3 separate regions of the Mus musculus genome follow, and all the other regions are linked to region 3. The links are chromatin loops, found by intact Hi-C in ENCODE. Cell type or tissue: left cerebral cortex. All regions are shown on one strand. Links, peaks and the distances in the headings refer to the core of each region. The heading gives the core; the rest is flanking DNA.

The links. Peaks named below come from ENCODE experiments on the same cell type or tissue, not always from the same donor. Only the 100,000 strongest peaks of a DNase experiment are listed, where the experiment ranks them.
Region 1: it touches region 3 in a loop (5-fold over the local background); 4 of 42 quality-filtered maps call a loop at or near these places.
Region 2: a loop joins it to region 3, with 7 times the contacts of the local background. A loop is called at or near these places in 38 of 42 quality-filtered maps.

What each region holds. Positions count from the first base shown.
Region 1 is chr2:170,128,573-170,134,124 of GRCm38, forward strand. It overlaps Zfp217 (zinc finger protein 217), which reads right to left and starts at 2,648. Exons shown (of 6, transcript NM_001033299.3): 1 at 2,476-2,648. In left cerebral cortex, for the core only: a CTCF peak has its summit at 2,528; DNase peaks (open chromatin) are centred at 1,608, 2,734 and 2,851; H3K4me3 peaks cover 2,277 bases; H3K27ac peaks cover 674 bases.
Region 2 is chr2:170,448,211-170,453,762 of GRCm38, forward strand. No RefSeq gene overlaps it. Among named protein-coding and RNA genes, the nearest start is that of Gm34608, 19 kb to the right of the region's middle. In left cerebral cortex, for the core only: a CTCF peak has its summit at 2,888 (motif pointing right); a DNase peak (open chromatin) is centred at 2,904.
Region 3 is chr2:170,506,375-170,511,926 of GRCm38, forward strand. Gm16796 (predicted gene, 16796) reads right to left here. Exons shown (of 3, transcript NR_040367.1): 1 at 4,465-5,552. It overlaps Pfdn4 (prefoldin 4), which reads left to right and starts at 4,856. Exons shown (of 4, transcript NM_001110152.2): 1 at 4,856-5,095. The coding sequence starts at 5,072. In left cerebral cortex, for the core only: CTCF peaks have their summits at 1,560 (motif pointing left) and 2,587 (motif pointing left); DNase peaks (open chromatin) are centred at 1,556 and 2,593; H3K4me3 peaks cover 261 bases.

The sequences.
Region 1 (5,552 bases), core at 705-4,704, 380 kb before region 3:
AACCCAGCTTCCTATGCAGTACTTGAAGGCCCCAGTCATCTGTGTTCACAGCAGTCACACAGCAGATATTTTATGACGTCCTGTGTTTTAGGCAGTCAAGGGTCATTAAAACTACTCCAAAGTTCTTGTCAACCAATATCATGTTTGGAACGAGTGAGGAAAAGCCTGCCATTTGATAAGGTGAAAAAGGAGCTCATCTGGAACCCCAGCTCTAATCAGGCAGCTCCGAATGAAGAGGGCTCCTGGGTGGGGGATGGCAGCCCTGCTGTGGCAAAACAGCATTTCCTACTCAAGTGATGTTGAGGGAGAAAAGTGATTAGCACTTATCTGCCAGGAGACAGAGCCTGAGTCACGAGGGCCACTGTAGGCCTCAATTATTTCATCAGTTTATAAGAGACTTGATGATTATGTCTTATTTTCAGATTTCCTCCAAAACAAGCCCACTGGAAAGGATTAGGGGCTCCTATCCACCCCAAGTTTCTCTGCCAAAAATGGAGGCTAACAAAGAAAATGCAAATCCCTCCCCCGTGAAGAAGCCAGAGTCAGAACTTTCTCTCCCCCTCTCCCTCCCCTACCACCTGGGAGGGGAGAAAAAGAGAGAGAGCTATTATTAAAATAGATTCTTCAGCATAAAGGGAAAACTTTTCTAAGTGGTATCTTAGTTCCTTTTTTAAAGTAAGAAGTGAAAGGGGATAATGCGAAGCCAAGACAATCAGGGAGTGTCGATCTTTTCAATCTGCCAGTTATCCCACTAAAGGAAATCACACTGCAAAGTGTGGAGATGGAGTGAGGATGAAAGGAGTAAAGAAACGTGGCCTTCCTCCAGTCAGGTCTTCCCCCTGCTTCCTCCTCCTGCACACAGACCAAGGTGCAGTCTAAAGAGCCAAAATATGGAAGTTCCCAGGGATGACTAATGCTAACTATCCACAACTCAGTCTTCAGAGGTCACTGCCTCTTGGATTTTATACTTACATAACTGGAAAGCTGGCAGCATGGTGGAGGGACTCAATCAAATCAGGATTCAAAATTAAAACCAAAATAACCAGATAGCCTAAATATACCACCAGGCTCCACAGGTTTGAAAAAACAGTATCTAAAATAAATACGACTTCTCCAGCAGGAGGGGGAAAAGTCATCTACCAGTAAGGACACACCTTAAAAGTTCTCAGCACAGTAACTAAGCACCAACTAGTGGTCTGATAGATACACTCCCCAGACAGAAAGCAGTAAGGTTAGTTCTCTGCACTTGTCACTACAAAAAAAAAAAAAAAATTTTTTTTTTGAAACTAGACCTGTTACTAATCCTTCTCGAAACAAAAACTTAACATCTGATATCCAATTTGGTACCAAGGTGGTCGATTTACTCTGGGAAAAGTAGTCAAGAAGGCTGTGGACGTTTTTCTCTTACAAAGAGAGGTGAAAGGCCCCCTGAGGCCCCTACCTAGTTGCCAGGCATGGCCAGCAGCTGTGGCTACCCTGCCTCCTCTTTTGTTGGCCTTAATCTCATGTCAAGTTATTCAACCACCTCAAAAGGGATGAAGACATAATTGAATCAACCTGAACTAAATCAGACCTAGGCCTCTTAAAACATACAACTTAATGGCTCCAACCCATCCCAAACCAGGAAACTGGCCACGGGATCCTGGGGTACACATGGTGCCCTACAGCCCTGGACCCCAAGCTGGTGCCCCTTAATCAACGCATGCTCAGGAATGCCTGTTTCTCAGAGAAAGAAACTAAGGCTCACAGGACACAGCCCTTAAGGTTGGGAACGACCACCCCGAGCCCCCGACCCAAACAATAAAAAGTTTAAAAGTTTCTACTACTGTGTGAGTGCGGACCGGCCCCCACTGGGGGTCCCAGAAGTGGGCCCCCGGGACTTCGGCTCACTTCAGGAAGCAAACCTTTCGGGAAAAATCCCCGCCCGCTGTCCCCACCCCCACCCTCCCCGCCCAAGAATGCGCTTCCCGTGCGCCGAGGGTCTGAGGCGGGGGCGCCCTTCACTGCGCGCCCGCTCGCGTTGAGGCTAAACTGAGGCGCACGGGGCGGCGCCCTCGGATGTGCGGTGCCGCCTCCCGCCAACCCGCACGAACTTCCCACGGGAGTTTGCGGGACGTTCTAAGTTTGGGAGTGAAACCGAACACCTTCCTTGGTTGGCAGGACGCAGCTCCCGCAGGGGCCCGGACCCCCGACGGCCACGCCGCGCCGGGCAGGCCATTGTCTCGGCCGTCCCTCCCAGCCCCACGCGCGGCCGCAGCCGTGGGGACGCGGCCCCGGCGCCCCTTTACCTGCGGCCGTCCGGCTGCACCGCCCAGCCGCGGGGCTGAAGGAGCGGCAGAGGCGGCGCGGCCTTTGTGCGTCTGCCGCTAGCCCCGACGGCGCGGGGACCGGGACGGGGCCGCGCCATGCCCGCCTCCCACGGCCGCGGGCGCCGGGACCCCCACCCCCACAGAGGCTCCGGGGGGCCGGGCTCACCTCCGGCGCGGGGCGAGGGAGCGGCGCGGGCGCCCCCTACTCGTCCGCGCGGGGACAGTGCAGGCGCGGGGTCCCTGCGCGGGCGGGCGGGCGGCCGGCGTCCGGCGGGGGGACTGTTGGGGCAGAAAGTGCTCGCAGCAGCTGTTGCGCCCTCCCCCCCGGCCGCGCCGCCTGACGCCCCGCCCCCGGCCACGCCCCCTCTGTGACCGCGCGTGTGCGCAAGCGCGTCCCCGACCCGCCCACCGCTGCGGGCCACGCCCCCCTCGGACCCCCCGAGGCGCGAGCCCCGCGGAGCGGCGCGCGCACCCCACTCCCACCCCGTGGGCTCCCGCGCACGCGCGCCCCGCGCCGTGTCCCGCCATCCGGCCTAACGTGGCGCGCTCGCGCCCGGGCGGTTCCAGTGACAGGTATTCTGGGGATGGAGGGGGGGGCTGCAAACGCAGCACGCAGGCGCACAGCCAGTCCTCCCTCGCCGCCTCCCCCTCCCTTGCAAGGTGCGCCCCGGGAGGGGAGGGAAGAGGAGGGGAGGGGCCGGTTGCCCAACTCCCCGGTCGCCCAGAATCACGAACAACAACAATAATAATAATAAAAATTTAAAAATAAACCAACCTTGCCACTGGCTTCGGGAGCTCACAGGATAGCGGTGTTCTGAGGTGTTGTGAAGGTTAACACTTTCAGAGAGTCAATGTGAGGAAGGTCCGAGACCTAAAAAGAATAAATTTTCTCTTAAATTGTTATCTTCAAAAAGCCTTTTTATTTCTTCCTTAACACCCTGGGCTTGTGTTTCTATTATAGTTTCATATCTGAATTTGGACTTGGTACCTAATAAATCTTAGTTTGCAGAGAAATTCATTTGAGTGAAACTAGGCTTAAAAGTGTGCTCAAAAACAAAAACCACACACTTCTTTATGCCCATCTCACTTAAAGCGTTTCCCTTCTGTTTTGTTCCTGACTCGTATTAAAGATGAAAGAAGATAAGACAGGAAAAGGTTTGACTCCAAAGGCCTGGGACTGATGTCCCGTTTTAAGCAAGCCCCAGGGAGGAACTATGGCGGCCACAATCACATCCAATAATTTTTCTGCTCCAAAATGCAAATGAACTCAAATGTAAAATAGATTTATTGCTTAACACCGAACAGTCAACTTGTTTGTTTCTTTTTCAAGCTGGCCCTCGGTGTATCAAAAAGTGGGAAAACATCAAGAAAAGCATACATACCCATTTCCTAAATCAAAAAGAAGCGTGGGGGTTGGGGGGGAACGGGACAAAAAAGAACCGACCGGAACTGGTAAGCAACGCAGTCCTTAATAAATAGGAAGAAGAATTCAAGAAGACAGCTTAGCAAGGGGCAAGAACCTGCCTTGTAGAATGTTTTTGCTGTCATTTTACATAGAACTACCAACCCACATATGGTCTCGTTAGTCTTTTTTTTCAAAGGAAGTGAATCAATTACTTACTCACAATTAATTAGCATCGCTGGAAGTAGATCCTTAAGCCAGCCCTGATTCTCATCCAAGCCCAGAAGATATTGATCATTTTTAGTACTAGGGTTCCTTTTCTCACCACAGATTAATATCTTTCTCTAAAGTATTATATTTACCCTATAAATATCATAAACTATAATATTTATAAGGTTAAAGCCTTATAAATATTCACGATCAAAACGCAACAGCTCAGCAAGCATTCATAAGCAGAAGACTTCATTTAACTTTGACCCCCCCAAATTAAAAAAAAAAAAAAAAAACGAGGGAGGGGAGCTTTGCTATAAAACAAAGAAAACTATGACCAAGTAAAGTGGATAGAGGTTGAGCTTCAGTCCCCATGTTAATGGATAACCTTTGCACTCTGAAGCCTTGAATACTGTAAACACAATAGCTGATAGTTAAAAACCCTAGTGTGGAGATGGGACAGAAAGGAAAGTCCAAACGTCTCAGCAGCAACAGGGAAACAATCAAATATTTTGACAAACAATCATTTGGCTAAGAACAATGAGACTCGGGCTCTCAGACCTTGTAGCTACTGAGTTATTTTCAGAGTAAAGGAAGAAAGGGAGGGGGGGGGCGGTTCTCCATGCCCTCACAAAGCCATACTCTGTTAAGCCATTTTGGCATCAGATGGTCTGTTACTGTTTCTCATCCCTCTCCTCCCACCACCACAAATAAGGGGGAGGGGGACTTACTATGTTGTAGCTCTTAAAATTGAAAGGGATTTGCCTTCCCTGATCTATCTGCTAAGAGGTTTGTATGAGATCCTGATGTCTGAGCAAAGAATTACAAAGAACCTTCCCTCCTGGAGACGTGCCAACAAAACTGGGAAATCGTTGCAAAATTCTGCCAGTGACGGCTGAGCTTGCAAACACATACCGTGTTTTCCAAGGGACATGGAGAGATCGGAATTCCTGCCTTAGAATGCGGAGGCTCGTGCCTCGCGTTGATTTGGGACACAATTAAAAGTCGGAAAGTCACAGAAGAACCCGAGGGACGTTTGGTTTCGTAATAAGCAGCTAAGAACTCCCCACTCCTGGGCGAAGTGGAAACTGAAAAATCGAACGTTGGTCTCCACGGCCTTGGCCCCGCCCACGCGGAGCCCAGCTTCGCCATCACTCACTTCCCAGGCTGCGCTACCTCTAAAGGAATCAGGTGCCGGAGGACGCAGCCACGCAGAGTGGGACCCGGTTTTTCCGTCCCTGCTGCTGGGATCTGCACGTGTAGCCAAACTCAGGTCCCAATCCACATCCTGTACCCGACAAACCTCAGCCACCTCTCGTCTTTTTCACAGTTCCAAAACACCACCACCACCCCCCTACACACACACAAGACCTATTTCCCAAAGTGCGCTTATAAACTCACTCGCCATTATCTCTGATTTCATCTTAGTGTTAGCAGGCCGCTTCCTTAAACTAACATCTGATTTTCTATCCAGATCCTTTCCTGTATCCGAAAATCTAACAAAAACAAGAGCAAGTCTGGTTTTCTGTATATACATCTACAGAAATTATCTTTCTTGAGACTAAGTCCTAATTGGAAGTGCAGATGAAATGTACAGTCTTTCCCAAGTATTTATTTCACTGTGGAACAGA
Region 2 (5,552 bases), core at 705-4,704, 58 kb before region 3:
GTAAGTCTGGACTGGGTCACACCTATCTATGATCCAGCAAGATGGGAGATGGAGGTGGGGGAATCCCGGAATCTCAAGGGCCTGGGTGCCGCAGAGAGCAAGAGAGACCCTCAAAGGAGGTGGAAGGGGAGGGCCAGTACCCAAGGTTGTCTTCTGAGCTCTACAAATGTGTTGTGGTGTGTATGTGCCCACACTCACATATACACATGCATACATATACACAGACACACATATACATACACACAGACACACACAGAGACACATACACATAGACACATACACACACACATACACACATAGACAGACAGACAGACACACAAACACACAGACATACAAACACATATACATATACATAGACACACACACACACACATACACACATATACATTTACATAGATACACACTGTTAAGCTGGGTATGGAAGCGTATATCTGTAACACCAACACTTGGGAGACCAAGGCAAAAGGACTGAGTTCAAGACCAACCTGAGCTACCTATTGAGACCCTATATAAAATCAAACCAAGGGGCTGGTGAGATGGCTCAGTGGGTAAGAGCACCCGACTGCTCTTCCGAAGGTCCAGAGTTCAAATCCCAGCAACCACATGGTGGCTCACAACCATCCGTAACAAGATCTGATGCCCTCTTCTGGAGTGTCTGAAGACAGCTACAGTGTACTTACATATAATAAATAAATAAATCTTTAAAAAAAAATAAAATCAAACCAAACCATAAAAGTCACTGTCAGATTCTCTTCCAAACTAAATGATGAGGAAAACTGTAAAGCTCTGGGGATTATATTTATGATCTGTAGCTGAAAATCATATCTGTATATGGTTCTCTGTGTCCCCACTTAGAGTTACTGGCACCTGTAGCCAGGCCTTGAACATCCTTGCCTGGGGATTCGCCAGGATAGGAGAAGCTTACTAGCAGTTGTCTGCCTCAGCGTGTCACAACACGCGAAAGCTGGCTTGAGGCAAGCTCCATCATCCCCTACGGCAGATGTATCGCTGCCTGGGAAAACAATCAGGGTTCGGCCTGCAGAAATGGAGAAGTAAATGTTTGCCCCATGAGTTCTTTACTTAGTGAGGACATATGCTGTCATATTCGGGTTTAATGTAGAAATTTTGTATTAACACACCCAAGAAAGCTTGGGGGTGTTACAAGTTCTCTGTATCCAGACTCTTCACTTCCCTGGATAAGGCCTTATACCCCAAGGCCCCAAAGAGAAGTTTCTGCATATCCCCAAGACAGCATGGAGGCTTCTTATGGGAGACAGAGGTGCTGTCGACTCAGGGCTTCACAATGCCTGCTTCATGGAGCAGTGAGCAGTCCTCCTAGGTATTGAGAATCCATACCTGTGTCTGGGCAGCCATACTTCTTGTTACTTAAAGTCTCCTGGGTCTTTCTATGTGTGTCCAAGGCTAAGATTCTCTGGAGGAAGGGGCCTTATCCACTCTTCTTTCTTTCTCTCTGGTTCCGGGATGAGACTGCAAAGCAGGCTAGCTAATCAGCAGGGGGTGGATATTACCCAAGATTAGATGGCATGCAGAAACAGGACACTGTGTGTGGTTTTAAAGCAAGCATGTGTAAATCACCACGTGCCTTCCATTGCAGATCTGTGTATCCTTCCCTCAGTTGGCTTATGGGTGCATAACCCCATGGTGCAACTAGTCAGAGAGAAAAACATGAAGTGCCATTTCTAGATATGATTTGGGCAAGTTTTACATTCACTCCTCAGCCTTCCCAGGAGAACAGTGCCCCTGTTGAAGACATTTGTGGCTTGAACTTGATCTGCCTTTAGCGTTCTTTTTGTGTGTGGTAATGTAAATGTCCTGGTATCATGAGGACTGCCTTAAAATTAAGGCTTGCCTTCTCCTATCTGTGGCCTTAAAAGCTCAAAGACTATACCCAAATTAAGGCTTGCCTTCTCCTATCTGTGGCCTTAAAAGCTCAAAGACTATATCCAACTCATTATCCCTTTCTTGAATGCAAGAATTTATTCTAAGTAGTTTCTCTACATGGACAACATATTCTTGGAGCCAAGCCGCTGCCCTTCATGGGTGCTGGAGAAACAGTTCTCAGAAGGAGTGCCCACGCCTTAGGAAGCAGCATTATGAGGTCATGGCCTGTTTGTTCCTTGATGTGGAAGAAAATGTTCACTTCCCTGAATTCACTACTCATGCAGGCCAATACTTGCTGCCTGATTTCTAAGCATAGTGAAACAGTATAGTATGGAGCTTTGCAAAGAGATGGGACAGAAAAGCTTGTACCTTTTAGAACTACCCTCCCTGGAAGGTTGAGTTAAGTAAAAAGTTACTTAGTAGGTACCTTTTATAGCTACTTTTGCTTTTTTGGGAGGTCGAACGGCACAGAGGTTTAGAGCAGGATCTCTGGCCAAGGTTACTTGGTTGGGATCTTGTCCTTGACACTTTTGGCTGTGTGACTTGTGACAAGTTACTTGAAATCTCTGTGCCTACATTCCCCATTGGAAGCAGGGAGCAGTGGCGTTCATGTGTCAAAGGTCCCTGGTGCATTGCAGGTGTTAAGTACTCACTGACTGCAACAGGCCAGGCACCTCTGGTGAGGACCAGGAAGCTGGTTTGCTTGTTTATTTATTCATTTATTCAGTGCGTATGTGTGTGTGCTCTCAGAGGTCAATTCATAGGGGGTTGGGATCATACTCAGGTTTGGAGGCAAGCGCCTTTAGCCACTCACTGATCCACATCACTGGCCCAAAGAGCTTATTTTAAAAACACAACCTATCCATTAATATCCTCAGGGAACACAAGTGAACAACCTGGCAGTGTCCAACAGGGCCCTGTGTTTGCTTGGGTATATATTTGCCTCAGCCATTCTTAAACAGGATCCAGACACCACATGTACTTTCTGACATTGTCAGCAGGTGGCGCAGCGGGACCACATTTTTCGGTGGTCAGGACCGGGACTGAAGTTAATGAACAACAAACCCCTTATAGTTGTGAGCCTCGAATAAACAGTCGCTGTACTTATCAGATAATGTGATAGAACCAGTCTAAGGGAACGTTCAGGCTATTGCCCTGGTTCTAAGAGGTCGGCACCCTGCACCAGCCTCATCTCCTAGGAGATTCCTGGACCCGGACTTCACGCTTAAGATTACAAGAAACATCCCAGTAGTTTAAGTTTCTGAGCGTTAAATGCTGTGTTAAATGGTTGACAGCGTCTGTGACAGCAAGCCTGTGTCTTGTTACTGTCGTTATGAAAGGCAGGACAATAGTTAGCTATACTTGGCCTGAACTCAAAGGAGAATTCAACTCTCCTGACGCCTTAGATACAATACAAACTTCCCTTCTGTCTGCACTAAGGATGTTAACTCTGGAAGGCTTTAGGCACAGAGGCTGCGGAGTCCTCCCCGAGTGCTGAGGGAAGGGTGCTGGGGTGGCTAGAAGCTTGGTAGTGAGGGTTACAAGATAGAGCCATATCCCGTTGCGAGCAGTGAGCTGATTACAATACCTTGTGCCTCCCAAGTCTGTCAAGGTTTCTGAATAAACAGGGCTCATGGGGAAGGAGATCGGCCCCAGCCCATTAAGTGCTTGCATTGCCAGTGTGCGGACTTGACTTCAGATGCCCACAACTTGTGTAGAAAGCTGTGTGTGACAGTGAGTGCCTATAAACCCTGGGCTGCAAGGAGGGGTGGTGCTTAAGGGTCCTGGGCTGGGTGATAGGTTCCAGGCCGATGGGAAACCATTTGTTAAAAGAAGGTATCCAAGGACCAACTCATGGTGTTGTTAGCTAACCTGGCCATGCTCTCCTGCACCCTGTGTGCATTCCCAAACGCTGTGTTCCCACACAAGCCAAAAACCTTACCCCAAGCTCTGTGCAGATTGCTGGGCTCCATGGGCCTTAGTCTAACTTCACCCGGGATAGAGGAGAGGCAGCTCGGCCCACGTGAGGTGTAGATGTGTGTGTGTTCTAGATCTAGACACTTGCCCAATGTATGGCCTGCCATCGTCCATCTGTCCCACCCACTGCCCTCAGAACAGCCCTCAGCACCCCCACCCCCACCCCAGGTGACAGCATACTTCTCTCAAGACAGCTGTCAGCAGAACACAGCTTCTGTTTTTTCCACCTAGAAGTCCTGAAGTCCTGGGCTACAATCCTCCCTCTGGGTCCCCAGTGGTCCCTGTCTATAACACGCACAGGGATGAACTAGAATGGAGGTGTGCATGTGGGCACAGCTGCAAAGCACTAGCCTAAGACATGCTCCCCAAATCAAAGAACGATACCTCCACCCTCCCCATTTGTCTGAGGTCTCTCTGCGAGCCAGCCTGAACCTTGAACTTGCTATAAATCAAAAAGAGAGGGGGATTTGAGGTGACACTAGACTCCCCTTCCTCTCCCCCTCCTTTCCCCCCTCCCCTCCTCTCCTTTTGGGGCGGCAAATGGCTCCCCTTTTTTTTTAATGCTGAATCTCCCAAAATTAAGAGATAAATTTAATGCAATCAGCTAAGATTCCTCCAGTCCTTTCTTCCTCCTTTCAGAATTGGGTCAAATGAGTAGACAAGAAATTTCTGAAAAATAAGAACACTGAAGGGGGATTTTCCTCGCTAAGTGATGGGAATAGTAATTAAGTCACCATGATCAAATCAAGTTAATATTAATATAAAATGAGATAAATAGATCAATGTAACAAATAACACATCCGGGATGAGATCTCAGAATATATGGAAAAGCAATGTATACTAACAGCAGTATTGACAGAAATTGGTTGTTTGGAAGGCACAAAATGCATTCCTTTCTGACATAATATAGAACCATAAATTCCAAACATCTTTTTTTTAAATTTTTATTGTTTACTAAATTAAATATTTGTTTTCATTTCTAAAACTAGTTTTCAAGACTATGTAGTCTTTCTTTTTTAAATTTTTATTAGATCTTTTCTTCATTTACATTTCAAATCTATCCCAAAAGTCCCCTATACCCTCCCCCCCCCCCCGCCCGCCCTGCTCCCCTACCCACCCATTCCCGCTTCTTGGCCCTGGCATTTCCCTGTACTGGGCATATAAAGTTTGCAAGACCAAGGGGCCTCTCTTCCCAGTGATGGTCGACTAGGCCATCTTCTGCTACATATGCAGCTAGGGACACGAGCTCTGGGGTTACTGATTAGTTCATATTGTTGTTCTTCCTATAGAGTTGCAGACCCCTTCAGCTCCTTGAGTACTTTCTCTAGCTCCTCCATTGGGGACCCTGTGTTCCATCCAATAGCTGACTGTGAGCATACATGGCTCCTTGTATACTGAATCAGGCATATCTGCTGCCAGGTAACTATGGGCCTGAGCATAGAAGGAAGGCTAAGATTCCACACAGCCGCAGCATCTAAGAACACTGAAGTTTAAAGGGGCACTGCCATCCTAAGGAGCCACATGGACACAGGAGAGGAGCAGAACTAACCCAGCCTCCTCCATTACTCTAATGTTTAAGTTACTGTGTGCTTGGTCTCAGTTACACTCACTAAATACTGTTCCTCTTTGAGACAGTTTCTTCTTGTTGAGCAGTACCAAAATCCCATCACAAA
Region 3 (5,552 bases), core at 728-4,727:
AGGTTTATTCAGTACTGGGGATCGAACCCAGAGCTTTGTGCACGATAGGTAGGCACTCTACCGAGCCACATTCCTAGTCCATCTCACTTGGTGCACTGAGGACAAGCTGAGATCTCTCCTTTTCTTTGTCGTGTTTTCCCGCTAGCGTGAGCACCGTCCACTAGTCATCATTGCTGGCTGCTTCCTTTCATGATTCTGGCTGCTGTACTGGAACCACAGCACGGAGGGACTTTGATGGACGGTCTCAGTCTGTCACTCCTCATCATGACCCATGTCCACCTTACACTTACAAAACCGCACATGTTCCTCCAGTGTGGGGTTTATAAAGCAGGAAGCATGAGCGCCGGCAAAGTGTACGCATGCGCTGTAGCAACCTTCAGAGGGGGCTCTTTTTTCTTTAGATGGAATTTCACCCCGGAGTGAGGTGTTTATCCTCACCCCACTGTAACCTCAACGACATTGCCACATTCCCCCAGTCTTCTTGATTTTCTTGGCTGGAGTTTTAAGGAGTAACTTTTTACTACATATCAATAAATTTCTTCACGCCACAAGCAGCACGATATCCTCCAGCAGGATTCGTCAGAGGAACTGGGGAAACGATGCCTGAAAGAGCACAGATTCTGCGGTTGGAGCATGCAATGACCACAAAACTCATGGAAGGACACTGAGGTCTCCTCGATTGATAGATGGCTCCTACATTCCTCCCCCCCCCCCCCCAATCAGCTCATCAAAGTCAGTACATTTTCATTGTGGCTTCAGAGAGCTCCTGGTCCCACAATGCTCTGACCTCTGAGAATCCATTCTCTGCAGCACCCTCACCCTCGAGGTTTTTACTGGATGCTTTCATTGCACCGCTGAATCTGATTGGCTTGATCTGGGCCTGTACTGTGTTGGCGAATCTGATTGGCTTCATCTTTAAAGGTAAGCTGAGGTCTGACTTCTGGAGTGGAGAGGTAAGAGTGAGACCTAGGAAGATATCCAAAGTGCTTTAGACGATCATAAATATCTAAGCTGTCCACTTCAGCGCGTATCAGACCCGTTTGTGAGCAGCGGCCCTGTGAGGAGGGTGCCCAGCTCAGTGAGAAGACACACAGTTCTGAACGTATCCCCACTGGATGGATCGATCACTCCAGGGAACTGGTATCCGGCAACAGCTTCTGATTCTAAATAATGACTTCTTTCTCAATGTCAAAATTGCAGGGCCGGGTACCACTAATGTTAACAGATTAGGTAATGGTTTGCCCGCCCCCCCCCCCGGTCTTTTTGTTGTTCTGGGGACCGAATTCAAAGCATTATGGATGCCAGTCAAACACTCTAACACTTAAGTTTTAATGCTTAGCCCAGTAAACGGTCTATTCCATAAAAATCTAAAAATCCATATATTCAGGATATCTTTGAAAACAAGATCTACCTCTTCTAGGAAAAATTACAACTTGAAACTCGCAAGAGATGACTATATATTTGGCCCAGAGTGTGGCTTACTAGACTGCATGTCCTTTGGGCCGGTTCCTAAGGCTTTGCACAGAAGAAAAGCTAAAATTTGGAGTCATGGCGCCACCTGGTGACAAAATGCAGTTATTCAGGAGACGGGCCCACAGAGCTACAGTTTATGCGAGGCGTTTGATATTAGGCACAGGAAGAAGAAATGCGAACACGAATATGGGCTCTGGAACACTGTTACTGAACAAATGCACCAGCAGCTATCTCGTATCTCACAATACTCTCTAGTCCTTAAATATGCCGCCATTTAATTGTCCATACATCAGTTTACCCATTAATGAGCAGGCAAGATCGGCTTCCCTTGGTGCCCCTGGCTTAGCAGAAGAGAAATAGCTCCCAAGGAAACGGGCAGAGAGCTATAGAGTCGCTTGCAGGGGTGAAAGTGTTTAAGAGAAGTGGATCAGTAAGTTGGTGCCGCTGTAACAAGGAACCCCGCGACCCGGTTATTGGTAATTCCTAAGCAACAGAGATGAACTTCGCACAGTTGTGGAGGTGAACAAGTCCAATGTCAAGCAAGGTGCTGGAAGGTTCTATGCCTGGAGAGGGGTCTGGCCTTTTCATCCAAGAGGCCTGTGTCCTTCCCATTCTGGGAGCTGTCAGATGAAAGAACTAGTGCCTGACTGCAGTGGTCAGTGGGGATTTTGGTGGCATGCTGACTGGACTAAGAGTATCTTTGATTCCTCCACGTTCCTCCAAGTGGCCCCTCACACTCCTGAACGTAACCCCATCCCCCACCCTCCCGGGTGGGATAAACTCATTGTTTCACTAAATTGAACTCGTGTGGCATCCTTACTTGGTTCCATCATCGCTTTCCTTTCTAGGGTGAGCAGATGTTTGTCCATGTCTCTCCAGGGAAAAGTGCTACCCGAAGATCAGAGAGGGAGGCGCGCCTTGGTTTGGAATTTTAGTTTGACCGGTCCTACGTGCAGTGGGGAGGTACGAGGATTTCAAACCCTGTCAGGACAAAATAGCTTACAAACATCTTTGAGTCAGATACAAACAGGATAAGATGAAAAGACGTCCAAAACATTGGGAAATGGGCTTGGATGCCTGAGAATTCAGTCATAGTCCTTGGGTGCCCCCTGCAGGCAGATGATCAAATTACTTCCTGCTAGCGAGATCTGTGGCTCCTGCCACTCAGACTTTTCCTCTTCAACCCCAGGGAACGCAGGACCTTGGGGGAGGGGCACTTGCGCGAGCGCACACGCACGCGCACACACACTGTCACAAAACGACAAATATGCTCATCATCCCTGTGTGACGCAGTCTAAAAGCTAGGACAAGCCTGGACAACATTCACTTCCAATGGAATTTGTTTTCTCTTTCTTTTTCGTGCCTCTCTGGTGGCGTTCTCCTGACGAAAGCTGCATGTGTTTCCCTTGCTGGGACAGTCAGCCACATTTACACTAACCACCCTCTCTGACACACTATCCTTATTTAACGGGTTGTTTGTGGTCTGTCTCCTGTCAGTAGACAGCAAGGTGCTGGGGGACGGGGTACTTTATCTGTTTGACATGCAGCATCCCCAGTGTCTGGTGTCTTTTCGGTCCAGTCAACATGCCACTAACTACAGATTCTCCATGACCACTGCAGCCAGACACTAGCTCTCCCTTCTGAGTCTGGTCTAAGGGTTACAGAGTTCAGGACTGGGGTTTGCGGTATATACAAATGAGTTCCTCAAAAGTGGTGCCACCGTAGTAATTCCAGGTCCAGAGATTTGACTCTGTATGTGCAACTGCTAAGTAGCAGAGTGCAAACGGCAAACCTTCCTCAGGAGGGTGTTAGGACTTCACTCTGTGGAGTCCAAGTTCATTATATCCAGAGGGCTTGATGGTATGCAAGCAATGAGCAGGATTGCATTGTAACGATAGGAGATAGATTGTAACCAAATGGGCACATGCATTATACATTAGAACAGCGGTTCTCAACCTGTGGGCCGTGATCCTTTTGGAAAGTCGAATGGCCCTCCCACCCAGGTCAAGTATCAGACATCCTGCATGTCTGGCATTTACGTTACAATGTATAACAATAGCAAAATTACTGTTGTAAAGTAGCAATGAAATAATTTAATGGTTGGGAGTCACCACAACGTGAGGAACTGTATTAAAGGGTCACATTAGGAAGGTTGAGACCCACTGCGTCATAAGCAGACAGGCGAGATCTGCCCCTCTTCCCCTCCTTGGCATGCCCTTGTGCTTGAAGCCATAGGAGGGACTGGCAGAGATGCAAGAGCGCCCAGCCGTGCTTTTACTGTCCTGCGGCTCACACCTGGTCCTCCCTGTCCCTTGGTAAATGAGACAATGGCCCATACCCCAATACTCTAAGCTCTTCTGCCCTCAGACCTCCGACTTTCTGAGAGCAAAGTCTTGGCTACCGAAGTTAACAATGGCCCTGGTTACTAAGGAAGCTCGGTGCCCACTGGGCCCTGTGTGGGCAGTCTTCCCAGGCTAACATATTTGAGCGAGTGGAAGACATATTTCTGAACCAATTTAATTTTAAACACATAAAAGAATTCATTTCAGTTGCACATGATGGAGCACGCCTCTGATCCTAGCGCTTGGAGAGCAGAGGCAGGAAGATCTCTGTGAGTTTCAGGCCAGCTTGGTCTACACAGCTAGTTCCAGGACAGCTAGGATTACATTGCAAGACCCTGTCTCTAAATATAAATAGCCAAGCAACCGTCCAGTAAGCTATTATCTAAGCATTTAAGTTTGTTATAGCGCTCTAGGTCAGTGGTTCTCAACCTATAGATCGGGAGCCCTTTACAGAAGCCGCCTAATACTATCAGAAAATAGATATTTATTGACATTATGACCCAGCACCGTAGCAAATTTACATAATGAAGTAGCAACAAAACTACTTTTTATGGTTGGGGGGGGCACTACAACATTTAACTGTATTAAAGGGTCTCAGCACTAGGAAGATTGAGAACCACTGCTCTGGATCTTTTTGGGTGTCACCTACCTTTGGCTTCATCTATTCCTGGCTGATCCCCTAGTGTCCCCTGCAGTGATCAGTGGCATACAAGCTAAGATCAACTTCAAGAGTGGCCTTCAGCTTGTAGCTTCGCCAGCACTGGGTTTTTATGTGGTAGGGGCTGTAGATCGAACTCAGGTCCCCATGCTTGAGTGCAAATACTTGACCAAATGATTTACCAAATACTTTGCCGAAGCCACGCCCTTACCCTCCTTAGCTTCTCTCTAGGTTGTTGAATAAATGGAAAAAGAATTTCTTAAGCTTCCCATTCCACACAGCTGGGTGGTACCCAGCGCTCCCCCTGCTGGCCGTGGCTGGGATCTCGGGCCCGACTATTGGCCGCTTTTGGTATTTATGCCGGCCGAGAGGGAAGCTGCCTGTCCCTTTAATTGGAAGATACCAAGTGTTTCCAGGGCATAGTTTTTTTTCCTGAGTCCTTGCCCTGGGAATTTATAGTTCAGAGACACAGATAGCAGCAGTGTTGAGATAGTGCTGTGCGTTAGGGGGGAGTCTGGCTCAGCAGGGCTCGAGAGGGACCTCGGGGGGTGACGCACGCCCGAGTGGTTTTCCCCCGCGCCCCGTGGTTCAGTCCAAGATGGCGGCCACCATGAAGAAGGCGGTGAGTGCGGCGGGGCCGGGGTCCGAGGAGCCGTGGGCCGGGGCGTGTGAGGAGACGCGGGGCGCTGGGGGCCGGGGTCTGAGGAGGTGAGGGATGCGCGGGGCCGGGGCCCGCGCTGGGTACAGGGGTGCTTCTGTCCGCTCCGCTCGCCGTCAGGGCAACCGCCTCACCTGCTCAGGGTCGTGCATCTCCTCGGGCACCGGGTCGGGCTCCGCATCCCGGGCCGTCTGCTACCGCATCCCGGGGCGTCGTCTGCTACCGCACCTCTGTGCTCCGCCCCGGACCGCTCCGGTCGGTCCACGCTCCGTGCACCGAGTGTCTAATTGACGTTGAGAGCAGTCGGCCCGAGCGAGCGCGGTGGCTCTCCGGGCTTTTCCCAGCCATTAGGAAGGACACGGGTCCCCACGCTCTGCCCCGCACACTTCACAGCCAGCCAGCCAGCCAGCCATTCCTTTGG